2 separate regions of the Mus musculus genome follow, and region 2 is linked to region 1. Evidence: chromatin loops called from intact Hi-C (ENCODE). Cell type or tissue: heart. All regions are shown on one strand. Each heading gives the region's core, and the rest is flanking DNA. Links, peaks and the distances in the headings are about the cores only.

Region 1 (16,126 bases), core at 2,634-10,633:
CATTTACACAATGGAGTACTACTCAGCAATTAAAACAATGAATTTATGAAATTCTTAAGCAAATGGATCGATCTGGAGGATATCATTCATCCTTTGTGAGGTAACCCAATCACAAAAGAACTCACATGGTATGCAGTCACTGATAAGTGGATATTAGCCCAAAAACTTAGAATACCTGATATACAATTTTCAAAACACATGAAACTTAAGAAGAAGAAAGACCAAAGTGTGGATACTTTGTCCCTTCTTAGAATTGGGAACAAAATATCCATGGAAGGAGTTACAGAGACAAAGTTTAGAGCAGAGATGGAAGGAAGGACCATCTAGAGACTGCCCCACCTGGGTTTCTATCCCATAATTAGCCACCAACACTTTTGCATATGCCAGCAAGATTTTGCTGACATGACCCTGATATAGCTGTCTCTTTGAGGCTATGACAGTGCCTGGCAAATACAAAAGTGGATGCTCACAACCATTTATTGGATGGAACACAGGGCCCCTAGTGGAGGAGCTAGAGAAAGTACCCAAGGAGCTAACGGGGTTTGTAACCAACCCTATAGGAGTAACAGCAATATGATCTAACCAGTACCCCCTGAGCTCCTGTCTCTAGCTGCATATGTAGCAGAAGATGGCCTAGCTGGCTATCATTGGGAGAAGAGGCCCTAGGTTTTACAAAAATTACATGCCCCAGTCCAGGGGAATGCCAGGGTCGGGAAGTGGGAGTGGATGGGTTGGGGAGCAGGGCTGTGGAGGGTATAGGGGACTTTCAAAATAGCATTTGAAATTAAAATGAAGAAAATATCTAATAAATTTTTTTTAAAAAATAAAATATCAGTAGTGAAATATATTACTTTAAAAATTGTGGGGTTGTTTGAAGTAAGAATGAAGTCTATTTTTAATTTAAAAGGCAACAATGAAGTTGGAATTAAGGAGAAAATGTATAGTATTTGTTTTGGACAGAATACTAGACACTCATGTGTCTAGTCATGCTTTTCTTTGGAAGTGTTTCCCAATCTTCTTAATGCTGTCACCCTTTAATAAAGCATCTATTGTTATGGTGACTCCCAACCAAGAAATTGTTTTCATTACTACTTCATAACTGTAATTTTGCTGCTATTACAAATTTGATGTATTTTTTTAGATACAGGGTTGCCAAAAGGTTTGCAACCTACAGGTTGAGAACTTCTGCCCTAGCAGAACAGAAAAACATATTAGAAGTTCTTTCACAGGCTATTCTGGATAGGCTAACATGACTATCCTCCCTGGAAAGACTGAGAACCCAGCAGCCTCTCAGTCCCCTGAGCAGGATAACACAGTATTCCCAGTCATGTGCTGAAAGACTGGGTGATCTTGGAGAACCTCTGATTTGTTCACATTACAGTCTAATGAAGCTGGCTTCTGACATCAGCAAAGGAATGTAGGAGGAGCAGCAACAACAATAGAAACAGAGTGGAGGAATTCTCCACTTAGACTCAAAGTCAAGGAAGCAAAAACTAGGAAGTTCTTCTCTTGGGCTTTTTCTGTAGGCTACCACCAAAAAGTGCCATCTAGATTTCTGTCTTCCCACCTATGGAATCAGATAAAATTTCTTACAGTTGTGCCCAGTTACTTAATTCTTAGTTGAGTACCAATTCATTGTATTTGGCAACCTATATTAAAAATCCCAACTCTTGTTGATTCTCATTTCTTAGTTGTAAAATTAACCCAGTTTTAATTTTTAAAAAATGGAGCAGTATTATGTACTAGCAAGCCTATAAACCTGAAAGTAATATGAGCAGAACACTTGCTACATATTAATAGTATTGTAAATCCACTAGGAACTTGCACTAAATATTAAAAATGGCTGCAAAAATATTTGTCTATCTGAAAGAATAACAATTAATTTAAATCTAATTGCCTTTCTTACAAATGATGATCTATCAGAGTAAGTACTTATGTAAAAATGAATAGAGTTTCTTAATATTATGTAGAAATGGAGCAACATTTGGTAGGTAAGGCACAAAAGCATTCATATAATGACAAAGGGTTAGCTTTAACTAAATTAAAATGAGAAATATATTCACCCTAAAAGACATTAAACTTTAAACAAAAATAAAATATAAACTGTGGGAAAAGTTAATGACTATGGAAATACAAAAATTAGTGTATGCGTACACAAACAGTTGAAACAAATAAATCTATGGCTGGCAGATTACCCCCAATAAAAATCTCTATACCAATATATTTAAAAAATAAATATATAAGTGAATGCATTTAGCATATAGTTTACACTTGACATGTCTGTGTTTGTACCTATTGACCATATTGAACACATACTTGACAGTGTTTACTTTAGAAAATAAAATAACATTTTATTTTATTTTAAAAGTTGTGTGTAAAAATTACTACATATATATTGGATAGATTGTTCAGTGATTAAGAAGTTCTGCTGCTTTTATAGAGGACTAGATTTTCTTACCAAAATCCTGACTGGTGGCTCATAACTACTTGTAACTCCAGCTCTAACAGATCTGATACTCTCTACTGGCCTCTGTGAGCATCCACATCAGAGACACACATGCAAGTAAACAAAAGATAAAATCTTTTTATAAAAGAACAACTGATAACAATTTTGAAAGAATATATCTTAGTTACTGTTGCGTTCAACTGTCCAGCAAGAAAGAACGCAACACGGTCGGATTCTTCTCAACAGCCTTTTTTATTTCAGGAACACCTCGATGCTACGGAAACCCCGGAAACCTAGGGAGGACTGCTTATATACACCCCAGCACTGGGGAGAGCTATGTGTCCTCCTTGGTCAGTCTGCTGGCACTTTGATTTATATGCACCCGCTAGGGAGGGGTTGGCGCCAGATTCGGGCTAGCGCCTGCGCAGTGGCGTTATTTATGGTGACGGTGTACCAGAGGCCGGCGCCATCTTTTAGGTGCCCGGCTGCTTACAAGTTACTTTTCTATGAATGCGAAGAAACACCATATCAAAAACAACTTATAGAAGAAATACTTTACTGGGGCTTGTTAAAAGTTTCAGAGGGTAGTTATACCATCGTCACAGGAAGCATGGCAGTAGTAGGCAGCACTAACATTGGCACAGCAGTGGCTCACAACTTTCATTGTGATCCACAAGAATGAGACAGAGAAAACTAATTGGGAATGGCATAAGCTTTGAGACCCAACCTCCTCACCCCCACCCCCAGTAATATACCTCCTCCAAGAAAGCCAACCTGTTTTAACCTTTCTCCAACAGTTCTACCAAGTGGAGATTAGCTATTCAAACATGTGAGCAAATGGGGGCCATTATCATTCAGATCATCACACTATAGCTTATATTTTCATCTACAGTTTAAGTCACTCAAAGACAAAATAGATTCACTGCACCATACCTTTTCAGAGTCAAACGTCTCTGAACTGAAATGCAGTCACTGTTATGGTTCTAGATACTGTACCATTTTTATGACTTGGAAGAACCTCTCTTTAGAAGGTGATTGGTCCATCATCTGTAGTTTCACTTCATGTTCACATGCTCTTGAGCTTCATGTTCAAGCACAACAAGCTATATGTTGATGTCAAGGTGCAATGAGGGCATTCGTCTAACATTTGTGTATCATTTTGATGTCTCTCAATTTCCTGATATACATATTACCAAGCCCCATGGAGTGGAACTAATTCCAGCTACATGCGTAGTATGAAGTACCAATAGCTTTAAAATTATTAAGAAGAAATCCTTTGAAACTGCTCAAAACTAAGATATTTTTCATCTGTAAGTGCAATTTATGCTACTTTTAATATATTATAATTATCACAACTATTGGGCTTATTAAATTCTGATGTTTCAGAAGAAACTGTGTGGACACAATCTGACTACTATGTATTCACTCTTATTAATGACTGACAAAAATGGCATGATGGTCTCATCTTTTTATTGTTTCACACTTGTTCAACTATCTTTCATATTACTTATTGTATGACATTAATAGCTGCCTTCTTGTTTTGTGTTAAAAGCGTTTATCAGTGAGCACAGACCATTTAGAGCTTCAGGAAAGGATGGTTTGCAATTGCTTTGTGATATAATACATACAAACAGAAAATTATCCATGCTTCTAAGAATATATTCACTTCATAATTTAGCTTTACAAGCTTTTCAGCATTCTGAAAATTTCTTCATACACTGACACGAATTAAAGGAAGAGAAAAAGAAAAAAGGAGAGAGGGGAGGGAGGGAAGGAGGGGGAGGAAGAGAGAGAGAGATAGACACAGAGGGAAAGAGAGGGAGGCATAAAGATGGGGGACAGGGGCTGTTGCACTGTTTCCTGAATACCAAGCCAATGACACACACAGAATGATTGTGCGCAGACCTCAAAATCCCTAATGACATAACTACAACCACACTGTTGTTTTCCCTCAGAATATGGAGGCCAAGAGAACGGGTGCAGAATACAGGAGAAAGCAGTCACATACGGGGATCCGAGGGAGAATGGAGACCAAGAGGCAGATGCGCCTTGAAATTCTAAGTAAACTATACACACTTAAGAGAATGCTCATTTAGTGAGAGGACCAGACTGCCATATTGAAATAAAACTCATTCGAGGTCATATATAATTCCTAGTTTAAGGCTTCTCCGTCATAATCTTCCCTGGATAAAGATTTAGCTTCAAGGTAATGAAACTGATGCAGTCATAAATACTACCTTAAACACCTCTGTAATTGAAGACATTGAGCACATATTTTCATATTTTATGACTATTTTCCTAAAGTACATGCTGCACATTTATGTAGGAAAAAAGAAATCTTGTCCTGCTCTCCAAATGTCAGAGCTCCTTTTCTGTATGCAGAGCACAGCAGTGACATTTCATCCTAGTGGTCTTTTCTTTATCTCTTCTGAGGTCTTCAGTTAGAGCCCCAGGCCATATGTCCTATACTCACACTGTGGAGCTTGGTGGTAAACCAGAACTTATCCAGGCAAGTTCAAGCATCAGGGAACAGTGTTTTTGGGTAGGGGGCCTAGATTCTTTGCATTAGTCCTGCCATTTATGACATTAGTGATTGGGGGCAAAAATCTTACCTCCAGCAGATGGCCCTCCACCCACACACATACTGGCAGTACTAATTAAACTCTAGGTAAAAGAGCACGTGAACTTGGGAGGGGATTGGGGGTGGATTTGATCAAACCCGATTATATGCATGTATATAATACAACGAGACAATAATACAAAATGTTACTGTTAGGAAAACTATTATATTTGTGTATATATACAAATATAACGGTACAAAGTTACAGGTTGGAAAGAGAAAGGCTTATTCCTTCCTGTGCCTTCACTTCCTCATTTTCAAATGGGAGATATTCAAGTCACCTGCATTAAGTACTCCCTTCTTTAGGAAATGCTTTGAGGAGAACACGACACAAGAGATTTACTGAAATGTTCTGTTGAAATTCAGAGTTACAAAAGGAAGGTGAAGAAGCAGAACTGAGCAGCAGAAATTGCATAATACATATACAATGTAAGATATGAGTTGTTGAGGAATATCTCAACCTAGAACACCCTTTTAGATATGTTTAGTTACATAAGATGACATGTAGTTTTTAAGCACACATTAATCAGACATTAGATATGAATGACGTTGATTTCAGACATGGCTTTGGGTAGAGTAGCTCTCCAAATGGGAAGCAATTCCTGCAGAGCAATGAGCTTAAATTTCTGCCTGCTTTTATTGGTTCTAATCCTGGTAACAGGTATCTCCTTAAAGATCTCTGTGGCTCATTACAACATATACCATATTACCTTGCAAGAATCTCCATATGTGAGGAGACAGATGATTGATAGATAGACAGACAGACAGACAGACAGACAGACAGATAGATAGATAGAGACTGTATCATGGCCTATGGTGAAGACTTTAAAGCACGGAATATTACTACTACTGATCAAATAGATAACCTTATATGAAATACAACATATACACAGAAGAAAATTATATACCTAAAATGCTCTGAGAGGGGGAAAAGAGGTTATAACAAACATTTATTTTTATGACATTCTTTGTCAACAGTTTTTGAGAACAGTTACTCTCCCATTTCTGCTCTGGCACACGAGGAAAGTCAGCAGCACCCATCTCTCATTCCTTTTCAGTTGTCCCGTGATTTATCTAATGCAGTAGTAGAACTTTTATTATTCTTCGAGCCCGATCAGGTCAGCAATACATATATGATACAAGGCAAATGATTCAAGTCTTTGCCTAAGAATTTTTATCATGGAGAGGAAAGGAGAATTTGTTTCCTCTACTCCTGAAAAACCTGGTACTTTAAAATACATCATCATGTTCATCCAAAGTGCCTGAGAAATTGCTTGAAGACGGTATGCATATGCTTTCTTGCTCTATTGCTCTTGCTTTCTGTTCTTGCTCTCCATCTCTCCCCATTCCACTCCCCCTCTCCAAGTGCTCATGGCCAGCCTCTTCTCTTTTTTCTCTTTCTCCTCCCCTCCCCTCCTCTTCTCTTCTCTCTCTCAACTCCCCTCCCCATGGCATGAATAAACTCTATTCTATACGAAAGAGGAGAGAGAGAGAGAGAGATAGAGAGAGAGCGCAGAAACTTAACATCTGCCAATCTCACAATCAAAGATGCTAATATTCAGAAGACTAAGAACTTTTAAAATTAATCCTATTGCTGTCTGTCTGCCTATCTGTCTGTCTGTCTTTCTCTCTTTCTCTCAGTCTCTGTCTCTCTGTCTCTGTCTGTCTGTCTCTCTTTCTCTGTGTCTCTCTCTTTGTGTATGTGTGTGTACTTCAGAGTCGAGGCATCACTAGGCCTTTGGAGAGAAATCTTCTAGATACGAAGCATCAACCCCTCTGCCCTCAACATATCCTGTTTTCTCTGAGGGTTCATCAGCTAGCCTCAGTTGTAAGTGCAGTTGGAGGTTTTAACACTAGAGGTCTCTCCCTGTTAAATAGCCTTTCTCTGGATGGTCCATCTCAGCTCCAAACTTTTTAACTCCTTCCATGGGTATTTGTTTCCTATTCTAAGGAGGAATGAAGTATCCAGGCTTTGGTCTTCCTTCTCTTTGATTTTCTTGTTTATTGCAAATTGTATCTTGGATATTCTAAGTTATTGGGCTAATATCCACTTATCAGAGAGTGCATATCAAGTGAGTTCTTTTGTGATTGGGTTATCTCACTCAGGATGATATCCTCCAGATACATCCATTTGCCTAAGAATTTCATGAATTCATTGTTTTTAATTGCTGAGTAGTACTCCATTGTGTAAATGTGCCACATTTTCTGTATCTATTCCTCGGTTGACCCCACCTGGGGATCTATCCCATAATCAGCTACCAAATGCAGACACTATTGCATATGACAACAAGATTTTGCTGAAAGGACCCTGATATGGTGAGGCTATGCCAGTGCCTGGCAAATGCAGAAGTGGATGCTAACAGTCATCTATTGGATGGAACACTGGGCCCCCAATGGAGGAGCTAGAGTAAGTACCCAAGGAGCTGAAGGGGTCTGCAAGCCTATAGGAGGAACAACACTATGAACTAACCAGTACCCCCAGAGTTCGTGTCTCTAGCTGCATATGTAGCAGAAGATGACCTAGTCGGCCATCATTGGGAAGAGAGGCCCCTTGGTCTTGCAAACTTTATATGCCCCAATACAGGGAAACGCCAGGGCCAAGAAGTGGGAGTGGGTGGGTAGGGAAGCAAGGTGGGGGAGGGTATAGGGGACTTTTGGGATAGCATTTGAAATGTAAATGAAGAAAATATATAATAGAAATTTTGAAAAAAATATAGCCTTTTTCTTGGAAGACAGCTTTGTGTCTCACACCACAGCATGATGGATTTAGTTGTTACCTGATCTGTTTATAGGCAAACCAAATGTTCTTCAAGCTAAGTCTTGGAATTTATCTTTTTTTTTTCCAGTGGCATGTCATATTCTATAAACAACAGCAAAATGACATTTCACTTCAACTACAAATATAACAGCAATGAGGAAAATCACCAAGAATTCTATCCTTATAGAATGTCACCCTGACCCCCTTACAACCAAAGTACCCAGTGAAGCTTTGTGGACCCAGTGGGTTCATATAGTCCCTGCTAGCTGGAGATAGCTTATCCAGCGCAATAGGCAAGTGTCTATCTTCTTGGGTCACATAGACTCTGGCACTAATACACCCTTGAGGTATGATGTATAAAAATTCAATAGAGCAATATAATGTTACTCAGGCCTACTCAAATCACATGTTACATCTTGAGTTTTCTTATTAAGTGAAAGACATGACCAGAAATATAGGATTTTTCTAAGTCCACACTTAGGATACTAAAACAAAACCATGTAACTTAAGTTTATTTTACAGTAGTATTAATTTGAATAAGGAACATATTTCAAACTTAAAGAAATGCTGGAGTATACTTTAAAAATTAAAGAAAGAAATTTTTCAAAAAAAAGAGGAAGAAGAAGAAGAAGGAGGAGAAGGAGAAGGAGAAGGAGGAGAAGAAGAAGAAGAAGAAGAAGAAGAAGAAGAAGAAGAAGAAGAAGAAGAAGAAGAAGAAGAAGAAGAAGAAGAAGAAGAAGAAACTCCTGAGATTTAGATGCCACATAACCCCAATATAGAATTAGAAAATTGATTTTCTGTTTAGTTTTCTTAGACTTGATCAATGCCCTTATTTCTCTTGCATACAGCTGAGGCTAGCAGGGTGCTACAGAGAGACACAGAGGAATGATAGGCTGGAAAAATAGCCTCAAACTTTACCTAAAAGGCAAAAAACTCACTCAAGTTGATAGAATTAAAGATTTATCTACATCTGTTAAACCTGTTTAGAGCTGGTTTGGGGACTGATTATCAAATTTGCTAATACAGAGGATACCTGGCCTATAATCGCCTACTTGAGAGGCTATGGAAGGAAAACCATAGGTCTATGGTAAAGCTATAAAAAAATAAAACATTGTCTGAAGATTTGAGATCCATCCCACTACTACAGCATACAATTAACATGTGAAAAAACAAAACAAAACCCAAGTTCAGTTCCCAGTACCACAAAAAATGTACATAAGCTTAAGTGTAGAATTCTCTCAAAATCTTGGCTATTATTACTGTCTTCCTTAGTGTGTGAATTTAAATCTGTTAACCATAGTTCCCAGGTGTGAAAGGCTAAAGCTGAAACCTGTAACATCGAATATGCATTATTTAGCTTCGAATCTTTGGAAAAACCTAATAAGGAAAATCTGCATTAAACTAACACAAAAGAAACCTAGAGACAGGTGCCTTACTTAACGGAGGATTCAATTCCTAATATTTGTTATTTAAATACAAAACTTTTCTATATTCAAGTGTGATTGAATTTAGAATGACTTTAAATCTACACATTTGTCAGGACCATACAGACTGTATGTAGTGAAAGATGTCTGCATTTAAGCAAACTTTAATTTAGTTATTATTAAATAATGACAATTGAACAAGTGATCCTCCCTTTAGGGGGTACTATAACTTCTACCAACTAAAGAGTAGTAAGCTTCACAATAATTAAAAAGACTGTGCTTATGTTAATTGTAGTGCTTGTCAACAAATGTGGTCATTCTGTTAAAAAAAAAACCAACCTATTACAGTAACAGTGGGAATATTTTGTACACATGTCAATGAACTTCCTCGGAGAAGGACTCTTGAATGCTGGAGGAGGTACTAGGTCAATGGCAATCCATTTCTTTTTCTTTCTTTTTTTTATTTTTTATTTTTTACTTTTAGGTTTGTAAACCTTAGGTGCCAGCCAGCAAACATGCTACAGACAAAGCACTTGTGGGTGTACTATGAGAACATGAAAAAAAAATATTTGAGAACACTTCCTATTACCTGTGTTGCTGTGTATTGAGGGTGTGGATTGGAGACAGGCATACATGTGCTTATGTTCATGTTTTACTATAGGTGTATGGCATGCCTGTCATCCTTTCTCAAGAGCAATTGTTATGCTTTTCAGCAGTGTTCAGCTCACAGGCCAGCGTTGCTTACAAAGAATGCAGCATCTTTCTTTAAGCCAGCCAGACAATGCACTTCTTGGATGTCTCCTTCTCATTATCATTCTGCCTGGGTTTTGACTGTTTCCCTGCCTCCTTGCCTCTCTAAAGGTCAGCCTGGGGTCTTCACTCCACTACTAATGGGTGCACAAGCAGCCCTCTCACTGTTCCTGCAGTGGCAGAGGAATTCTGTCCACCCCTTTATGCCGTTCTTTCCCCAACATCCTCCCTTCCTCTATACTTCCTTCCTATGCTACCTCTATTTCTCTCTGCCTTGCAGATGACTCTGAGGAGCTATGCTGGTGGATGATTTATAATAAGAAAAAAAAAAGCACTTTTTTTTTTTGAACTGGGCTCCCTGAGAGCACTCAGGGCTGCCTCATAGTGCTCAACGCCTACCTGCTCAACTGCAGGGAAACAACCTTCTGAAGGCTTTAATGGGATTTTGCCTGAGGCTGTTTTATTAAGATGTCGGCTTTTTCTGCTGCCTCTGCAGCTGACACCATTCACTGTCAGCTGTCCCCTCCCCTTTCCACCTCCATGCCACCCCCCAACAATGCACCAAATTATTCGCTTCATTTAGTGTTCATGGTTCAGTGTGGGCAAATTGGGAGAAAGAGCACTATTGGGCCAGATGAACCAGGCAGAGAGGTGAAAAGCCACTGTGCTACTTAACTAGGGGTTTAAAGTGAGGGTGGAGACCAAATAAGAGGGCTAATGCCATGCCACTGGGGCATACTTCCATTCTACCAGAAAGAATTGAACGCGGATTCAACAGACCCATTTGGAAAATACACTTATTTTCCACACTTGCATTAAAATTCATTTGGAAAGCCTATACATGGGCTTTGTATAATCACACACAAAATTTAATGTGCATGGCATATGTGTTATAGAGTATATTAGAGGTTGTAAGAGTCAATTAAAGAAAACTGTGCATGTACCACAACATAAAATAAGTAAGGGGCTATATATTTAATGAACACCTTAGAATGTATTTATATATAACGCTTACAATATACATTCTAATATATGTATATAAATATACACACATACACACTCAGAGGAAGGGTTTGTGATGACAACATGAATAGGGTAGTGGTAGTATTGATGAAGTGAGTAAGGTTGTACTTTGATGTATATATGCAATTATGGAGAAAGTGTGCATTGGTTTGAGATATGTTGACAATAAAAAGTGTTTGTAGGGTATATAATATTTTTATAGTGGGAATCAATTCAAAATTAAGCAGCAACCAGAGTGGGAAGGCTATAGTGTTGGTGTTAACATCTAATTAACAGTGGCAATCATATGTTTGATATAGTATAGATCTAGCAAGTGTTCAGAATATTTTAAGATTTGTGGTTTTTTTTTTTCATTCCAAGTGTCATCTTGGGGAAAATTTTTCTATTAATTCATTTATTTATTCATTTTACATCTGATCACAGCCCCCATTTTCTCATAAGCCTCTCCCTGACCCCTCCCCTTCTTCTCTCAGAATGGGGAGGTCCAACATGGGGAAATTTTATAATGATCCCATTTTATAGCTAGAAAGCAAAATGATACAGAACTTTGATGCCTGGACACAGAAACCACTCAAATGCATCTTTTTTTATTGAGTCGTCGAGCTTACCACAAATACTTTCACTGACAAGTTACTTGACCCCTTTATAAATGTTTACTGAGCATTTTGTTGTGTACTTAATGGTTAGGCTTTCACTGAAGCAAAAAAAGCCAAATGTGCCACTTCCCCTACTCCCATAGCATAGTAGATGAGAGAGACATTGCTATAGTTACAATCTTAATATGAGCTTTTGTTCAGTTAACTTGGTAATTATATGAAGTTACTCTGAGGAAGTAGGTAGAACTGATATCAAAACTTGAATAATGATTAACTAAGCCAGGCATGGTGGTGCATGCCTTTAATCACAGCAGTCAGGATGCAGAAGCAGGAGGATCTCTGTGAGTTAGAGGAAATATTGATCCACAGAGTAAGGTCCAAGGTAGCTAGGGCTACAAAGAGAACACTGTCTAAAAACAACTATAGCAGCAACAAGAAATTAGGTAGGTGGGGTGTGTAGTTAGGGGTAATGGTAAGATATACACACATAGAGGCCTTCTGCAAGAATAAAAATGGCAGATGTAGGAAATAGTGTGAGATTAAGGCAAACATATTGAATAGATAGTTATTACCTAATGGTTCTGGAGGAGTAGACCATAGAGCTAACAAAGACTAGAAGGTCTTGCCATTCAAAGATTCCAAATAACTGAGCAGTCTAATGTCACTGAAAGTTTTCAGTTTAAAATACCATTGGGAGGTGGGGATGCTATGTCATCTAATGATAGCGTGTGTGCATTTCTTTCACTGTAGGTCATAACAGGAAGAGGACATTTAAATGATGCTGTTTTCATGAACTCTTTTCTGGGTGGACTTCTAGCCTAGATTTGAAAGTCAAGACCCCACAGGCATTTCAAATATTTCTACACTCTGAAGCATTCTGCTCTTCATCACTCCCTTAGTACAAGATCATATTAGTTTCCTTTATAGTAAATTTCAAGTTGGAGTTCTAAATTAGTTTGTATATTTATATAATTTATATCTAATTTCAAACTGTTTTTTCATCTTCAGGAATGAAAGAAAAATGCTAAGATGCTCTATATTGCATTTCTTGCTAATAACATGGATTATTCTTTCCCTTGTGAGTCAACATGTCATTTTCTAGATATGGATTCCACGCTTTAAAGACCATTCCTTAGGTGATGCCAATCAACCACTGTTTCACTACTAGACATTCTTTGTCTACCAAATAAAAACTTAAAATTCATGTATCTCAGGCATAAAAGCAACAGATGTATCCATACTTAATGTTATAATTTGAATTAAGTTTGAATTTTTAAAGGGAAGCTGACATTTTATATAAACATTTTCATTCATCTCTCATATATTGCATCCAAACTGCAATTTCTCCTCTCTCCTCTACTTCCAACCTGTTCCACTTACCTCTCCTCTCCCCAAGACTCATCCCTTCCCAGAAAAGAGCAGGCCTCCCAGGGACATCCACCAAACACAGCATAATAAGCTACAATAAGATCAGGCACTTACCATCACATCAAGGCTTTACAAGGCAACCAAGTAGGAGGAACGGGTCACAAAAGTAGATGAAAGAGTCAGGTACAGCCCCTTCCAAATATAACCATTTTTAGACAACTAGGAGTGGTTTGAATCATCAACACCTTCACTTGAGATAGTAGAACCTGGTGTCCAAACATCTTGATTTCCCAAATATCTACTGGACTGATCTTTTTCTGATTAGCAAAGTTAGGAAGCCCCATAGTCATCAGTATGGCAAAGTCTGAAACAACTAAGCCCAGCTGTGCAGTACTATAAACAGTTTCTGGGATATACTGAAGCAAAGGCATTTTTCTCTGACCTGGGCTGTGTGGATGTTTTCAGGGAAGTATTTATAACAGCCTTTTTAATCATCAGAGAGGGAGCTGCAATTTCCAAACTTCTGTCCTGTATTTTTTTTTATATCAAAATCTTGTCTTTCTCTCTACTAAGGGAGAAATGAATGTAAGTGAATACTGAAACATTCTTAAAGCCCTGTTCATCCTTTGAGATCTGCATACTGTGAAGTACAACTCACCTCCTCTCCATCCCTGTCAAGAGAAATCCCCTTTGTAATTGATCACTCTGAGATGTCATGAGTTATATAATGTCAATCAGGCAGTAATGAAAAGAATGATAAAAAATGAGAAGAGCATAGCAAAATTTGGTTAGACTATTTAAGAACAAATACAATTGTTAGTTATTGCTCAAAGTGTGTTTTATTGTGTGTGTGTGTGTGTGTTCACATGTAAGAGTGAGATAAAGGGGGAAGAGAGAGCAGGGAGGGGAGAAAGTGAAGAGTTTAGAGGAGAATAACATGAAAAGGTTAAAAATTCAACCTATATTAAATAAAATTTATCAGCAATGGCCCAGATTTAGACTCCTTCTATTTCTGAGAATAGCATTTCTAGCTAGTTAGGAACATAGGTCATAAATATGGGTCAAATCCTTGATTTCTCCATCTGTTCCCTTCTTTCTCTGTTATTTCAATTTCCCCAAGAAACTGATGCTAAACGGTATTAACCATGCCAGACACCAGGGAAATAGCTATGAGGAAAGAGTGAAAGAGTTTGGAGAATGAATAATTTATCAGACACCTATGCAGCGATGATGATGAGTTAAGGTGATAGAGGGGAGAACGGGGTCTAGGGAAAAAGAGAAATTCCTTCAAGTGAAGAATCTGAGAAGACTGTACAGATGTGTACAGATGTTACAGATGTGTACAGATGTGTACAGATGTGTACAGATGGTCCAAGGCAGCCGTTCTCAACCTATGGGTTGTTACCCCTTTGGAAGCTGACCTTTTTACAGGGGTCACATATCAGATATCCTGCATATCAGATATTTATATTATGATTATAACAGTATCAAAATTATAGTTATGGAATAATAATGAAGTAATTTTATGATTGGGGCTACCAAAATAAGAGAAACTGTATTAAAGGGGGTCAGTATTAGAAAGATTGAGCATTGGGAAGAGAGGCCCCTTGGTCTAGCAAACTTTACATGCCCCAGTACAGGTGGCCACCAGGACCAAGAGGTGGGAGTGATTGGGTAGGGGAGCAGGGCAGAGGGAGGGTATAGGGAACCTTTGGGATAGTATTTGAAATGTAAATGAAGAAAATATCTAAAAAAAAAAAAAGCTCTCATCCCCAAATGACTATTGCATGAACTAATGCATCTGAATCAATCTACCATTAGTTAAGCAGATCTAACCATTTATAATGCATGTATATTGCAAAACATCATGTTGTACATAATTCACACACACATTTTTGTCTTAACATTTTAAAAATAAAAATAGTTTCTTAGAAAGTTAAAAAAAAGAAAAAGAAAGAAAGAAAGAAAGAAAGAAAGAAAGAAAGAAAGAAAGAAAGAAAGAAAGGAAGGAAGGAAGGAAGGAAGGAAGGAAAGAAGAAAGGAAGGAAGGAATATTGAGAACTATAGTCCAAAGGAAACTTAGGAAAGTCTGTCTTAGAATCTGAGCCAGGGTTGCCCTGTCATGGTCTCATACCTCCCAGAAGTTTGCATGCTTTGCCAATTCTGGTGAATTTCATTTTATTGTTTGGTATGAGGAACTGTTTTGCAGTAAAAACTTAGAAGTAGATTTCAGAATGCCTCATCTAGGGATGTCAGTTATATTGACTGCAACGGGAGATTCTGTGTTCCATTCTCAGAGTCGCCACACCACAGCTATCATAGTTTCATGGGTTCACAAAATCGTCACTTTATTAGACTAATACCATCTATGGCCTTATCTCTAATTGTCCTGCCTGGAAGGTTGCCCTCTACTACTCCATGCTTTCCATCATACCTGTCCTCTTCTTTACAATAGTCCAACATTTAATACTGTAACTTCTTCATTTGAGACTAATTGTCTCAGGCTTTCAAATATCAGTGGCTTCAGATAATTTTCAAGTGACACTGAAATGTGTTATACCATAATATAAAATATTTTAAGCCATATGTTCTCATGTCACTCTGCTTATTTACTTGTTTGAGTTCTTTTCATATTACTATTGGCTTTCTTAGTGTGGTGTCACTGCCAACTTAAATCATTCTCTTGACTCTTTTAACCTTTACAAATTCTATTCAGGTCATCTCATTGCTTTCTTTGCAAAATAAACTGTTGTTAGTTTTTTATTAATAAGTTATCACTTCTAGTAAACCATCACTAAGCACCAAGAGCAATATCCTCCTCATACACATTCTTAAATAGTCCAGAACTTAACCAGATGTGCAATGTCTTGCACTCCTATTTCATATTTGATGCTAAATACTTCCATAAGTAAAAAATATTGAGAGTCAGCAGAGATGAGTAGCACATGTCTCCTAAGTCCCTTTTTTAATCTCTTGCCTTGCTGCTCAGTCAAGAGGAGCCTTGGAGAACCCCAAAAGCATCCTGCCTCCCTGAGGAAAACTTTGGGGCCTCCCAAACTAACCAGATTGAATCCCTATCCAACCACCATACTAGTCAGATCTGACCACTACCTCAGTTGGGTGTGACTGAGACACAGCCTA
Region 2 (16,126 bases), core at 3,019-11,018, 560 kb after region 1:
TTGTGCCCACATCTTCTGTTTCTCTTTCTCTTTCATTTCTCCATCACTTACTCACTCCTCTTAGTGGTGGTTGGGGTCTTTGAGCATCTTGGGTCATCTCAGGAGTGGTTTTAGGGGTGATATGCCCCACACAGGCATTATAGCACTGGGCAGGGGACATCCCGGTCATGATCTGTGCCCCAAAGCTTGCTCAGTAGAGTACTGGTGGTCATCTCAGGCTAGCAGCATGCCCAGGGCCCCAGACATGAACTGATGATCCTCTCAATTTTGTGTTTTTTCAGGGCCTGTTAAGTTTGAACCTCATTCAGAAGTTCAGAGATTAGAACACTGAACATGGACATAGCCACCTCCCCCCTCCCTTTTCCCCTACCGCTCCTATCCCCCTCTTCCCCTCCTCCCACTCTTTCACCCTCTCTGTCACCTACTGATGTACTTGTGACACAGCAGCCACACCTGCAACACTTCTAAGCCCGGGAGCTCTTACAATTTTTCTGCTCCCCTTTTCTGTGGTTGTTCTCTGAGCTTTGGGTTGTAGGGGTTGTGTTGTAGATGATGATGCGATGTATGTATGTCCTGAGTAGTCTCCTCCATGACTGAAACATTCTGTCCTGTAAGGAAGCTCTTTTAAACAGGTAACAAGTCAAAATAGCTTCAAGTGGTCCCTGTTCTGTCCAGATTCTCTAGGTGCCTCATAGCCAGAGTGCTATAGGAGCAGAGAGTACCCCTCAGACAGAAGGAAGGCAACTTGCAAAGAAAACTAAGACCAGACCAGCTGCTGAAATAAGTAGAGACCAGCCAAGCTGCTTGGAAGACAACTAGAGTCACTTGGAAAGGACACTCTCCAACCTGTTGAGCTTCCAGCAGGCTGTGCAGTGTGTTCTGAGAGTGTCTAAGCTTTTGTGAACTGCCACCCATGCTGGGGTGAGCATTGGCAGTGCAGCTATCTTTGTGTCATTTCTGCTCCTTTAAGTAACCTCTCACCCATATTTCTGCCTAACTCCCACAAAATCTATTGGCTAGTCAAGTTGGACTTTGGTAGTATTTGTATTTTGGTCTATCATGGTAGTCCCTATCTGGAGTGAGTAGATTGTGTGTTGCATCTGGACAGGAAAGTTTTATCAAGTAGCAGTTGGGGACTGCTGTGCATGGTGTGCATGTCAAGGCTAAAAGATAATTTGTAGTGTGCTCTTGTAGCTGCCTTTATGTGGGTTCTGGGTAACTGAGCTCAGAGCATCAAGCTTACGTTGCAAATGCTCTACCCACGGTGCCATCCTCCCAGCATAAAAATAAGCTTTTCTTAGGTTTTTTTTTTCCCTTAATGACAAAATGCACAATTTCCTTTCATGAATGTATTTTTTTCTACTTTAGGTTCAAAGTAAGAGTAATAATCTACTTTAGACTTATAATCTAACAGTCGTTTATCTCAGACTTAGGTACAAATGAATTTTTGTGTTTCAGTATTGTGAAATTTAAGGTATAATGTACATGATGCTATAGCAAACCCTCTGTGGCCTGCAGTTGTCTCATCATGGAACACACTTATGGCTCTGTAGGGAATTATGGGAATATTTATACCATGGATAAATTAAACTACCTGGCACCAAAGCTCAGTTATTGATGCTGAATAAATTTATAACCCTTAGGGCTCCCAGAAGTTTCTAGATTTTAGGACTTAGTATTAATATATTCATGCATTTAGTCATCTATGAGTACTTTTAAAAGACATTTCTCACAGATACTATTTTTTAGGATTTAATATTTGGTAATTTGTTCTGCTGTCTTTAGTTGTATATTACATTCTTCATAAATACTTTATATATTCTCATCAAATTATGCTGGGATTCTAGCTATAAGGTAAAAGTTATATAAGTTAGGTATTTTCCAACACAATGAAAATACAGAACAAAGACAACAAAAATATATATTAAGTGTTGTTTTAAAAATATCATATCATTTGATTTCACCTGGGGGACATTTTATGAGATAGTAACGTTCTATTACTTTTTAAATATTTTTTCTTTATCCTTTTATGTGTGTGCAGATATGGGTAGGAATATTTATGTTGTGTATTTGTGTGTGCACAGGCACGTGTGTATGTGCATATGTTTTTGGTGTATGTGTGGAGGTAAAAAGACAACTTGAAGAAGTCAGTTCTCTCTTTTCTACCATGTGAGTCCTGGAGAATGGACTCGGGTCCTTGGGGTTTGAAATAGGTAACTTTACCTGCAAGACCATCTCAATGGCTACCAATTTTCTGTTCCTAACCTAGAATTTCCTAACTAAGACTCATGTTTTAGATGAACTTTAAATTTTAGAAGGTGTATGTATAGTTTACTTTTAGAAAATGTAGCAAATGGAACGTTTTTGAGATTGGGTCTCAAGTAGCACAAACTCGGCCTGAATGTCTTTTCCTCCCACATTTCCTCACCTTCCCGGTGCTAACAGCACAGCATGGACCTCTTCATGCAGCAGATTAGGACGGTTACTAGTTTAATTTTAAAGCCTGTAATCAACATCTTCATCCTTGGTACTGTATATGCCTTGATCATTTGAGAGTTCCCAGATACCAAATGTACGACATTTTAGTAAGCTCATATAAAAAAGAAAAGAGTATTAGAGAAAATAAAATAAGGAATGGGAAGGAACTATAGGAAGAAAAGTGGGGAAAGAGAAAAAGAGACAAATAAAGGAAAGAAGAAAAAGAAAGAAGAGAAAAGAAGAAAATGCAACAGGCCAGGCAGTGGTGGTACACGCCTTTAATCCCAGCACTTGGAAGGCAGAGCAAGGCAGATTTCTGAGTTTGAGGCCAGCCTGGTCTACAGAATGAGTTCCAGGACAGCCAGGGCTACACGGAGAAACCCTGTATCAAAAACCCAAAAAATAAACAAATAAAAATATTAAATAATAAATAAATAAGAAAGAAAGAAAGAAAGAAAGGAAGGAAGGAAGGAAGGAAGGAAGGAAGGAAGGAAGAAAGAAAGAAAGAAAGAAAGAAAGAAAGAAAGAAAGAAAGAAAGAAAGAAAGAAGGAAAGAAGGAAAGAAGGAAAGAAGAGAAAATATAATGGAATATATCCTGCACTAACACAATTATTCTAACTTTTATGAATCAAAATTAAGATCAGAGAACCTTCATGAAATTCGTAATTTTGGAAACCTAGGAAAAACTCAGAAATCTGCCCTAAAGAATTAGAAGGGTTGCCTTATACAAGAGGGGGGGTATAGGGGACTTTGGGGATAGCATTTGAAATGTAAATGAAGAAAATACCTAATTAAAAAAAATTGGAAATGATTAAAAAAAAAAAAAAAGAAACGAGGTGGGTCCCAGAATCAATATTTATAAAACAAAACCACACAATTTAAAGCAGACTAAATTCCCAGAACACAAACAATGTCAAATATACACAGAGGTAGAGAAAGATCCAATAAAGTGCACAAAAGGCAGCTTGGGGATCCAACCTCAGGATGCAGACGTGAGTTGAGAAAGTGGATGAGGGGCTGTTTCCCTCTTCCTGCATAAAGGATGAGTGAATCGCCAGGTGGGGGTGGAAGCTCAACGGAGTGCACACTCTGGGGATATGCATGTGCCTGCCTGTCAATGACCAACAGAGTCCTCAGCCGTAAGCTTTATTAACACTCCTGCGGGCATCTATGCTATCATTTCCACCTTGCCATCAGCCTCAACATAACCATAGGAAGAAGATAGGGAAGACAGCAAGGACGGACCATAGAAGGTGAGGAAGAAGGAAAGGCATTTAGAACATAGGAATATTGCATAGCGTTCTCCTGTAAAATTTACTCATTCATATTCTGTCAGCCGCTGAGACTTTTCTGAGTTTTATACTTCCCAATGTCTTTAAAAAGCAGAGTAATTATGGTAACAACAGGAGTACTGTTTATTTTTGGTCGCGGAGTTAATCGGCTCTCATGATGGGCTGTGAACTGAGGACATTATTCATTGGATGTTTTCTTCCTTCTGTTTTTTGTTTTTGGATTTTTTTTTAATTTTGCCTTTGGCAAAACTTCCAGCAGCAGTGATAAATAATTCCATACCCCTAAGTGGATATTATTATTATTATTTTCGAGTGTGAGCCACAGATGACTCCTAGTCTGTCAGCTCTCCCGTAGCAGATACTGGTGTGCAAACCTGTTGACAATTGTGTGGGTGGAAATGGACCCCCATCCCCACAGCCACGTTTCAGCTCTTTCCAGGCCATGGTACTCTCTGAAGGCAGAGAGGGAGGATCTGCCAGGGGACAGAAAGAGGCTCTGGCTGGGGCAAAGAGGCAAACAGACTGCGGATTTGGCTTGCGAAGTTGATGCATTGCCTTCCTTTTGGATGTTTTACTTTGTGGCAAACTCACCTCTATGTCCAGTAGACACGGTGGAATCATGGGCTAGCAGAAAATGTTATACATCATCCATGCTAAGGCTACATCATAAATTAAAAAGTAAATGAGGGCCCGGGTTTATTTCTGTTTGAGGTTAATGTCTGAGCTCCACGTCTATTTTCCTGGCTCCCTGATCCCTTTTGACACACATCTTTCTTCAGTCTCTGGTGCCTACTGACTTCCCAATGCCCCCTGGCTAACCTCAATACAATATTCTGCCTGTCTTGGGGTATTAATTTCAACCTATTATTTCTTTTCCCCATCAGAATTCACTCTTCCAGCCCATTAATTGGGGTCCTGTGACAATGAGTCCCAGTTACTTCACTGGTTAAGGAAACACTCCAGATACATCATGTAACCCTTGGTTCTCTCTCCCTGACCCCCTGCTCTGAAGTCAGCTAACGGACTGAAAACTAATAAAAAATGTTCAACTTAAAGAAATCGGAGACTGGTTGGAAAGGGTGTGTATTTTTAAATGCCACCAAAATTGTAACTTTGCTGGTTTCCATCTCTTTGCATAGGATCTTTGTTAAGCTTAATACACTGAACACGTAATATTTTTTTAAGTAATCTAGTCTTAGTAAAGTGTTGGGCTTACAGGAATGCAGCATCAGGAGCAGGTTAAGCAGTGATGGAGATTGAAACCAGGGCTTTGGGCATGATGAGCACACACTCTACAAGACTGAGCCATATCCCTTGGCCCCTTGTAGAGAATTTATTACAGGAGCATAAGTTTCCATTCCTCCTAAGCAAGTTGCACACAACCTCTCGATGATTCTTTTGAGTGTGTTGTGTTACCATCAGTTGAGAATTTTCACCTGGACGTTACAGAATAGTTCAAAGACACAGTTTAGGGGAAAAAAATCAATCAAAACAATTAGAAGTGAATCATTGGTTGAATATTGACAAAAAACATCTTCGATATTTTACAACATAATTTATGGTTGAGAGATAACAGAGGGGTTGGCAAAAGAAAATCAAATTTACTTCCACACCTAGTAAGTATTTGGACGATGAAAGAATATTTTTGCATAGGACGTTTTTACAAATAAACAAGAGAATGAGTGGTCCTGAACTTGCTGACTTTAATTACCAGAACCTATAAATTGAGGTTTCTGAACACAACAACATCATAGTTTTTATGGGACAGAACTTTTAGTTCTGCCACACTCATCCCAAGGGAGTCAGAAGCTAGTTTCTGAAATAGAGATGGAGAAAAGTGGCTGACCACAGGGAATTAGAGATCAAGTAATGTTCTCACCCCTCCTCTCTGCCTAGCTTTCTTGGGATCAAAGGGATGATGGTGTCATGAGATGCCTGCATGTTGGTAACACTGCCCCAGGCACCAAATGCCATCACAACTCTTCATGTCCATTACAAACCTGAGGTCAAAAAACAGCAAAATGGAGGTGGGGGGGGGGGGGGGAGAAAGGACTGTAATTCAAAACTCCTGAGCACAGTACTCTCAAAGATGACTTCCAAACAGCTGTGGTGTGTCCATACCAGCTTAATGACTTGTGGACAGGGCACTAGCCCATCCCTTCACCAGAACTAGGAACACAGAGAGAAAGAAGTTGTTAAAAGGGATAAAGGGAAAATGTAAGAGAACATTGACGCTGTACCCATCACCAAAGCTCCGTCATTATCAGACTTTATGGAGATGCAGGTTATAAACTCTGAAGTGCTGTGCCACTGCTTGTTAAGCCCGAGCCATGCTGCCACCTTCTATCTCTCTTCTTCCAAAATCGGTTCTGTTTTCATTTTAAAATTCAAAAGTAAAATGATTAATTTACAATGCAAGGTTTTAAAGCCAGAGGAGAGAAAGACACAGAAATGCGTTTCCACTGATGCTCAGCTCCCTCCACAGACTGGGACTCTGGACATGCCTGTAATTCTTCTGAGCCCTGGCTTCTATGTGCTTGAGCATCTGTGCTAAGTCATTGCTGGAAACATATTCCAGATTGTGTGTTCTCATGACTCTGATAAGCAGCACAGATCGGCTGTTTTTCTCAGAGCCCTTTTCAAGTGACAAAGAAATCATTTGTTATTTAATTAATAATTAAGTGATAAAAGAAATAAAAATTTAATTTTATAAGCACATATCTGACTTCCTCAAGTCTAAAAAATATAAAAACATAACATTTCTGGGTAAAGAATACCATTGTTCTGCAGAAGACAAAGTAACAAAAGACTGAAAGAAATCCTAAGGAGGTAAGACAGCATAAAATGAAACTGGAACTCAGTGTTGGAATGACTAGTTCCGATGGATGAGAATAATTTAAAAAACATATTTTTGTTAACATTTATTGAATACATCTCCTGTCAATCATTATGGTGAGGACTTAGGACAGGTGTTTTTATTTCATCTGATGTGGCATGGCATTTTACAAGTTTTGACAATTAAACTTTCTATCCGTGTTACAAATTAGAAAGTGAGTGACTGCATTGAACTCCTAGCAACTGCATTAAGGCTCCTGTTGGCATATGCCCTTAATTCTCAGGGTATTGAACCCCATGTCAGGTGGAACCTCTGTCATGATACATGCTAGTGCTAGCTCTCTCTGGCCCCTGAAAGCTGCATTAGTGAATATGACTTGACACAAAATTAACAGTAATAAAATGTAGCATCAAAACAATACTCACATTCAAGTTTACAATGCTTGGCAAATTTTGGCACTTCATGGAGATTTATTAACAAGAGATGCTATTTTTTTTTATTAGTCATTTTCTCCCATGATTGAAATCGCAAGCTGAAAAGAAAGGCCATGCCTGGGACTTGGATAAATTCAATTTTACCTGTAAAAGGAATCCTCATCATGCGTGTGCCTACGGAACAATCAGGACTCACGAAAAGTCAAACCTTGAGATAAGGTATCTATCTCTCTGTGTTCAGCTTTCATCAGTCATAATATAAATGCACATGGCATTCTATCTATATTTAACCAAAACTTTTTGCTTTCTGGGCTATTTAGCTGCAGCACATTTAGGGGAAAAAAATTAAACAGAACTTAATGTACGCATGTTAAATACCCAGAAGCCCCTTCATTTTTGCTTTCTCTGGTGTTCCGTTATGGCTGGAAATGAGAGAAGGCGAGGTGTATTCACCTCCTAGAGAAAAAGAACACAATTTTCAAAAAAGGCCCCTTTCTTGTTTTACTAGTGCCCCCTCTAGTGGAAATTTTAGAGTAATACAAGCAAAAGGATTCTTTTAAAGACATTTGCGCACATTTTGTTTGCTTTCTTACATTTCCTTTTAAGAAACATTCTAAACACAATGATGTGAAATAAACAAACATAATAGTGCATAATAGATGTACAATGGCTTCAGCAGCGATTGTAATTAAACAGAGGAGTGATAACAGTCTGTGCTGTACTCAGAAAGGGAAAGGTTTTCAATAGCATGTGGCAGACAGACACGAAAACATATTTTGCCGGAACCCACTGTCACTCATTTCGCGGCTTGACTTTTTCTCTCCACAAGCCCATTTGGCCATTAGCCGAAGACTTTCTACCAGTCACATTCTTCCCATTTATTTTTAAAAAATTACCTCTTTCACTCTTTATTTTGTTACTATTCCATTATCAAGTACATAATTGTCTTCATCTCTAACTCCTACAATCCTTCCCCTGTGTGAAAACTACATCGGGTCCTCAAAACCAAGCCATATAAACTAACTCTGCCCATGATTTGTTAGCATTCCTTTTCTAATGGTTTGATAGCATTGTTTATTTTTTTCCTCCCATAAAATATGCGTGCTTGAACCCTAGAAATATAAAAAGAAGAAAAACTACCTGGCCCCAAATGAACATTCTTAACACTGCTTTATCGGATGCTTCCTGGAGACGTCGTGAGTTTGGTAGATGCTTCTTGTTCTATGGGGATCTCTGTCAACTTCTCGTCTTGTGCATTTAATGTGCTTCCCTGGTGATAGCCTAAGGGAGCTCTCACTAAACAATTAATGGGAGGCATCTCTTGGGAGCCTAATGGGTATTTAGCAGTAAGTTCAATTCCAGTGAATTGTATAATGTGATATTTTGACAATACATATGGAGAAGTTGCAGAAAAGTGAACTTTACTTTAAAAAGGAAAAAAAAATAAAAACACCACACACCTGCGGTTTTCGCCCTTTTGTTATTGTTTGGAGACAAAGAATAACTAAGATGTCATTTCCAGTGTTGTTGTGTGTGCCAGATTTTGCCATCTAGGCATAATAACTCCTGTTCAGTCTTACTAATGTTATGTGCAATTTTCAGTCTATTAGTGAACGTAAAATTTGCTGTGACATTTTGAATCCAAAGCCTCAAGCAACAAAAGGGGTAGGATGTGCAGGATGTCTGTACAATGTTAATAACAAATGATACGACCATATGAAACTAATATTAAGCAGAAAACACTGATTAGTGTTTTCTAGACCAAAGTCTCACTCTGATTTTAAAGTAGTTGTGTATCAAAGTTTTGGTTATATTTTTTAGGTGCTGCTTAAACCATTTCTTTTCTGTTTGCCAGATATAAAGATCATAGCATCATAGCGAGGTTGCTTTCTAAGTGTCATTTAGAGATTTCCTAATGGTAGTCTTATTTAAAGTGTGTGATATCAGCATCGTGTATTTGTTATTGGAATACGCTTTGCATCTGTAGCACACTCATAAACATAAACAAAGAGCTGATTTCTTAAAATAATTAGAAGTAGCTTTGATTCAAATCAATATAGCAAAGTAAATATGAATCACTTTACTCCAAAATAGATTTTAAGTAGTTTCTCATCTATTTTCACCCCTCCATCTGAAATGCTCAGAAAGTCTGTACAATGTTATAATCATGCAAATACTTGTATATGAATACACATACACCATATAGATACTATAGAATCATTTTAATACTTCTGAAGCTTACAAAAGTAATGGAAAGTGATCACTGTCTGCAAATTCCTATAGTTTAATTTGAATAAATTTCATTTCCAATTTTTCTTACTCTTTCAATGAAGTTTATACTCAGACATTTATTTCATGTCAATATCTTTTCTCAGAAATAAAAAATACATTGGCAAAAAATGAACTGTGACATGATCTGATTTGGAGCTCACTAATTTAAAAGCAACCCTCCCAAATGAAAGAGAAACATCACTTTGGCTGTTCTAATAATTTCTAGCTCAAAATGATTTACAAGAGTGCTATAGCTTCTTTAAGGAAGTGAACACAAATTCAACAAATACCCTCTCTATCAGAATTTATAAAGTTTTAGTCACTCTCCTCGAAAAAGACACTTTCCCACGGAGACCACATGGCATTAACAGTCTCACATAAATGACCATAAAAACGTTACATCGTTTTTCTCACTCCTCTTTCACATCCTTGGGGCAAGCAACGGCTAGTTCCCTATGCCAGGCAGGCTCCTTTTGCTCTGCTCTCAGAGAATGTGCCTGTCTGAATTATCACTGAACTTACGCTGCAAATTCATATGTTGTGGGAGGAATTACACAAACAGCTGCATCAGTCTATTAAGCATAGCAACCGCATTATGAGGTCAATAAAAGATTGGAAGCAAAATATCTGGAAAGTAATTACCACTCTTTAATGAATATATAGTCTGGTGATTTCTGAGTGCTGTAGGCATAACTGTGCTATATATTTTATAGTTTATAAATAAATAGTTATTACCTTACAGGAAGGCTAGGAATACATCCATTGAACAGTTAATTTGTTGTAAAGAGGCACATTTTGCTTAAATTGCTTACATATAATGTATTATCAGGTAATTCCAATATGCTGTAATTGAGAGTTACCTCTCTTGATGTGGAATGTTCAATTGCATTTTGCACATCTGGGAGAAAAATATATTTTCATCTCAACTATTTTCTTCTGCATTAAAAGCATGATTTATAGCATATATTTTATGTCGGGAGTAATGGCAACACAAAGTCAACCTTATGGTACGAATAATTTAAAATTGTTCTTTAGTTTAAATGTATTTGCATGCAAATTACATGATATAATTATTCTCACATAGCAGTCTACCTTGCTTAATTTTTTTTGGTAGAAGCCTGTTTCTCAAGCTATAACGTCAACTACCAAATTAAATATGCATATTTTGCTTACATTATTTCTAGCTCTTTCCTATAAATTAAAATCAGAACACCATGTTGTAGTATATCAGCTATTAGTTGATAGTATGAGAGATGATTTTATCAAATGATTGGCTTACCTTTCTATTAGCGTCATACTAAGCTCTTCCTGATGTTTTTACAGGAAGCTAATTTAAAGGGTCTGGTGGATATTTTACAAATAAACGGGTCACTCTGATGCCTTCATGAGACTTTAAATTTAGGTAGGTATAACAGAGAAAGATAATGATGTTTTCAAACGCCAGAATCTGTGCCAAAGCAGCAGTAACTTTCATGCTGTGTTTGTAAGAAGCTATAAACCTATTTAAAGACTCCCAACACAGCTGAGCAGTCCCTAAAACTTGGCAGTTAAAATCGAATGATCCAGAAGATGTTACCCTGCAAAGACTTGCTTCATTTGGTAAATTCAAACTCCATTTGACTTCTTTTTCTATTTTCCACATGAAATTTAAACAATAACTGATGATTTATTTTACCTAAGTTAGAGCACGAAGGATTTTGTTTTGTTTGTTTTTTGTTTTTTTTTTTTGCCACAGGACATAGTATGGTGGGTGGGTAGGGGGTAAGTATGAACCAAAACACAATGGTATATGGATATGAAAGTGTATCAAAGTAGTATTTTATTCACTGACTAAAAATGAATTTTAAAAATAATGAACAATTAGCCTATAGTATTAACAGAGGTTATCATTGTATGTGTAAAGCTGACAGGGAATATTAAAACTCCGATGTGTGTTGCCCGATGCTGGAAGCTGCCACAGCCTGCACAGAGGTAGAAGAAGAGAAGAAGCTCTGCTCCAGTCTTCACTGTCAACCCAGAGGGGCTCCGCAAGAGAACCACATGCACTTGCAATAGCAACTCTGTTTCCAACTTCATGAGACTTAAATTAATAGTAAGATATACAAAGTCCCCTCCCCTTTGAATAGCACAGGATTTTCAGATCGTAGCTTCGAAGGGTTCACCTGATGGGGGACAGCAACAATGTCAGAGGACTGAGGTGCTAGAAAGTCAAAGTCAACATGTCAACATTTGCATATTCATATTCCTGGTGGGAGTTGTTTGCTTACTTATTTCTCACAATGAGTCTCTGAGACACGCAGTAATATTAGCTCTGTTTTATCTTTGAGGAAACTGAGTCATACACAGGTTTTAAAAAGCGGTAGACTAAATGGTAACACACATGACACCTCTGTCTTGAAGATGATCCCTTCAGAGAGTATGGAATGCCAGGAATGCCGGAGTCCAGCTTAACAGGCAGTGTGTTCCACAGATGGAAAGAAAGGGCTTGGAGGACTTCGTAGAAGGAATGACAACAGCTGTTTCTGTCTTCTTGTGCTTCCCTCTTTAACACCGCTTATTATCTATTACAAACCTCATTTAAAATCACCAGACACCAACAGCACAAATGATGTGCCTCATATACGGAAGCACATGGCACTGCTTTTTCATAAGATTACAAAGATGGCTTGCCATCATGTAGCGAAAGCTAAAAGTACCTGAAGGGAGATAGTAAACGAGGAATAAGACTGTGGGGCTTAGGAAAAAGAAATCTCCACCTTCATTCACTGCCAGCAAGCTTCGAGTCCTCACTCTTCTCAACACCCTGACAGGACAGGGTGTTCTCAGCACAGAAAAGAGAAACTGATCTGTGTCATGCAGTATCGCATCTAACTCTAACATTCCATCTCTATTTTCTTAACTCTATACTTGTCAAGGTAGGACATGGGTAATAATCTGAACCCATGCATAGTTTAGCTACTCAGACTCTTGTCTGCCTCACTGAGATGTCAGAGGTATCCCACTACTCATGTTTAAAGTCTTAATTTAACTTCTGTGTGCACAAAATCTAAGGCCCTGACTCTGATGGAGCCCCAGTCCATTCTATTTTACCATGTGAATTACATAAAAGAAATGACCGTTGCCTTTGAAATAAACACAAAACTTTGCTATTCTATTATCTTCAGCAATGTATAGATGGTGGCCCATCCCTTTTCTGCCAGCACTAAAGAGGCAGAGGCAGGCAGATCTCTGTGAGTTCAAGGACAGTCTGGAATACATAGCCTGTATTCCAGGCCTGCCAAGATTCTACAGTGAGACCCTATCTCAAAAAGAAAAAATAGTGATGATTAGATGATGAAGATGATGGTGGTGGTGGTGGTGGTGATTAGCAAATTTTAGATTATCCATGAAAACTATAGAGAGGACTTCTTTTTTAAATGCATTCTGGGCTACAAATGTACTCACTGGTCTAGTATGTGGGAGAGTCCATGTTTAATTCTCAGTTACATGCAATCACAAACACACAATCTTAGATTCTGATTCCTTGATAAGCTTAAAAATCACTAACCCAGAGTCTGGGGTGTGCTGATGGGCACTGTAGAATACCAGGAGTAATTCTCTGGATGCCAGTCCAACTCTCATAAGTTTAGCAACTTGACAGATAAAGAAACTTTGTGTTAAGCTAGCTCTGGGTCTCATGGGATGCACAGTCGGGCTCAAGTCCTACTCAGTTATAAGAGGCAGGGAAGTGGCAAAGACAATGTGCAGAAGGAAGCAATGCTGAGCAGACAGGTCTAAAGAACAAAGGATGCTGACACCCCAGTGCAAAAAAAAAAAAAAAAAAAAAAAAACCTCATGAGGTTGAGGAAGACAGAGATAAAGAAAGGATATTTCACCTGCATTGCCAGTTTTCAGAATTTGACAAATCATGTGATTTTAGAATAAAAAAAGAAAACCAGAGAAATTTCATTACTGTGTATTGAATTAATAAGTTGTGATTTTGTGAAACAAGAAGCACCTTCTGTTTTAGTTGCTGGATACAGAAATGATTTCTCTGCAAACCTTTAGTCAAGCCCAAAGGTATCGTATTTTATCAGTTTTAGTAGATTTAATATCAGCTCACTAAAAAAACAAAAACTAAAGAAATATGATATAGCACAGATATATAACAACACACTTACTTTCTACATTACAACACTTTATGGCCACTAACAACCCCATGTGAATTAAAACTGTAATACCACCTACTATTGACACTCTGTGACACTCCTAGGGATCTGCTACAATAAGTGACTATTTTTTATTGCTGCTGTTCATACGACAGAACATAAAAACGATTTTTAAATGTATCTTTTTGTTATTCCAATGTAATCACTGTTACCATGTGAATCATCATGTACATGTTCACTGGCAGTCACTTTGTAAGGAATAGGAAGCTGCCAACTGAATGGGAATAAAAGAGAAGAAAACAGAAATGTGAGATATGAAAAGTTTTGATGGACAGGAGCAGCAAGTCCTCAGTGCTGCAAGTTAGAAGATATCTCTATAAGCAGAGTGAATTCACGTGGCATTATCTCAGAAATTAATGTAGCATTTGCACAGGAAAATAACACAAATGTTATAGACAAAGGGTACTAGCCTTCTTATATTGTTTTTAAAGGACAGGAATAAAAAAGCATGGAAATTTAAGATTGAAGGAAATGAGAAATGCCTAGACTTCCCAAAATTAAGTTGAACTCCTTCCCACAGGTTAACAGTGTCCAATCCTTTGATGATATTGTAGCAAAATCTCTAAGAACCTGAAGGTGAATAGTTCAAGTACTCACAAGGCTTGTATCATACATCAGATACATGCACCATCAAGGAAGTGTCAAAATTTGGGGTATTGAGCAATGGCTTCAGCTCCCTTTTCAGATTGGGTACACTTCTAAATACTGAACACTTCTAAACAGAGAAAGGACTCTGTTTACTTTTAAAAGGGACCTGCACTGAAGCCCAGGCATGGAACTCATGGAAGTTCTCCTGCCTCCATTTCCCTAGGAGTGTTGGTATTACAAGTAGAAATACTTTGCCTAGTACAGAGCTGATTATTTTTAATTGGGTATTTATTTCATTTACATTTCCAATGCTATCCCAAAAGTCCCCCACACGCTCCCCCACCCACTCCTCCACCAACCCACTCCCACTTCTTGGCCCTGGTGTTCCCTGTACTGAGGCATATAAAGTTTGCACGACCAATGGGCCTCTCTTCCCAATGATGGCCGACAAGGCCATCTTCTCATTCATATGCAGCTAGAAACACGAGCTCTGGGGGGTACTGGTTAGTTCATATTGTTGTTCCACCTATAGGATTGCAGATCTCTTTAGCTCCTTGGGTACTTTCTCTAGCTCCTCCATTGGGGGCCCTGTGATCCATCCAATATCTGACTGTGAGCATCTACTTCTGTGCTTGCTAGGCCCCAGCGTAGTCTCACAAGAGACAGCTATATCTGGGTACTCTGGTTAGAATGGATGCCAGAATCTGGTACCTACCTCGAGGCTAGCTCATAGTTAATGGAGCGGTTTCAGTTGTCTTCAAACGCAGCAATGTGGGTGATTCTCAGGATCTAATCATACTTTCCATTTACATAACTGGAGATTCAAAAGGACAGTATTTTCTCTAGTCTATGAGTGAATGTATGGTTCCAGATTGATACTGAGTGAGTTAAAGAAAGCAAGCAAACATGATATCTACATACCAAAAGAATCCTTGGAAACATCGTATAAGCTCATTTCACATGAAGAAATGCTTGCTTTTAGAAAACAATAGTTGGGACATGGCATTCTCTGATTATGAGGTGTGGCCACACTTACCCAGTCCTATGTACTGGAGAGAAAATATCGGCACTCGAGGATCTGACTCTAAATACCACATGAACATTGCCCCAGGATCTCAGAATCAGGGTGCTGCCCAGATCAGCTTCTTGTTTTCTTTCTGTGCAGTGAATACTTTATTAGCTCTGTAACTTATATTCTAGTGCTTTTTGTGAAATCTCATTCAAATACTATTGCAGAGGAAAATCAGTAGGTAGGGAAGCAGATAGGCTAATGTTGAGTACAGTCGAACATATGTGAATCTTATTATAAACAGAAACTGAAAATTCATAGCTCTTGATTTTCGGATGTTGTGGTGGTTGAAATGACACATTCCTGTGTGTAGGTCAGGTGACTTCTTGCCCCTTACACCATGCCATGTTGTCACATCTATGCTGGACTCTTATCCTTATAGGATCACCAGCCAAAATAAATTCCTTCTGCCTTGAGTTTCTTTTGTTCATAATGTTTGCTACAACCACAGAAAAGTGATGAATACAAATATCATCTACAAGACTGGGCCACTGAAATTTATTATTTATAATTTTTCTTTTATTGTTCTATGTTGTATCAGTATCCCTTCCCCCTTTAAATGCAATATACTATATCTCTGCTTTCAAAGCTACTTAAAATCTATTGTACTCTTGGGTATAATTTCTACTTATGCTCACACTCATTGAAATCAAGAGGTCATATTCTGAAAGTATATAGACAGGCATAGTGGCACACACCTTTCATACCAGCACTCCAGAGGCAGAAGCAGGTAGATTTCTGTGAGGTGAGGCCAACCTAGTCTACAAAGTGAATTTTAGGACCACCAGAGTATAGTTTGAAAGTATAGATGTAAGTAGGCTGAGTGATAGGTAAAATAATGATGGCTACAACTTGAGAAATTACCTAAATTGAAATAAAAGCATTAAAAACACATCCAAAATTTAAACAAATTAGAAATGCTGGTATATATTGTGATCTTATAGATAGG

Evidence for each region. A loop is a pair of places that touch in the nucleus more often than their neighbours do. Peaks named below come from ENCODE experiments on the same cell type or tissue, not always from the same donor. Only the 100,000 strongest peaks of a DNase experiment are listed, where the experiment ranks them.
Region 2: it touches region 1 in a loop (7-fold over the local background); 4 of 42 quality-filtered maps call a loop at or near these places.

What each region holds. Positions count from the first base shown.
Region 1 is chr1:18,406,030-18,422,155 of GRCm38, forward strand. No RefSeq gene overlaps it. Among named protein-coding and RNA genes, the nearest start is that of Defb41, 150 kb to the left of the region's middle. In heart, for the core only: CTCF peaks have their summits at 5,070 (motif pointing right) and 6,919; no DNase peak of the experiment used is centred there.
Region 2 is chr1:18,969,359-18,985,484 of GRCm38, forward strand. It overlaps the pseudogene Gm24075. Among named protein-coding and RNA genes, the nearest start is that of Tfap2d, 130 kb to the right of the region's middle. In heart, for the core only: a CTCF peak has its summit at 7,555; no DNase peak of the experiment used is centred there.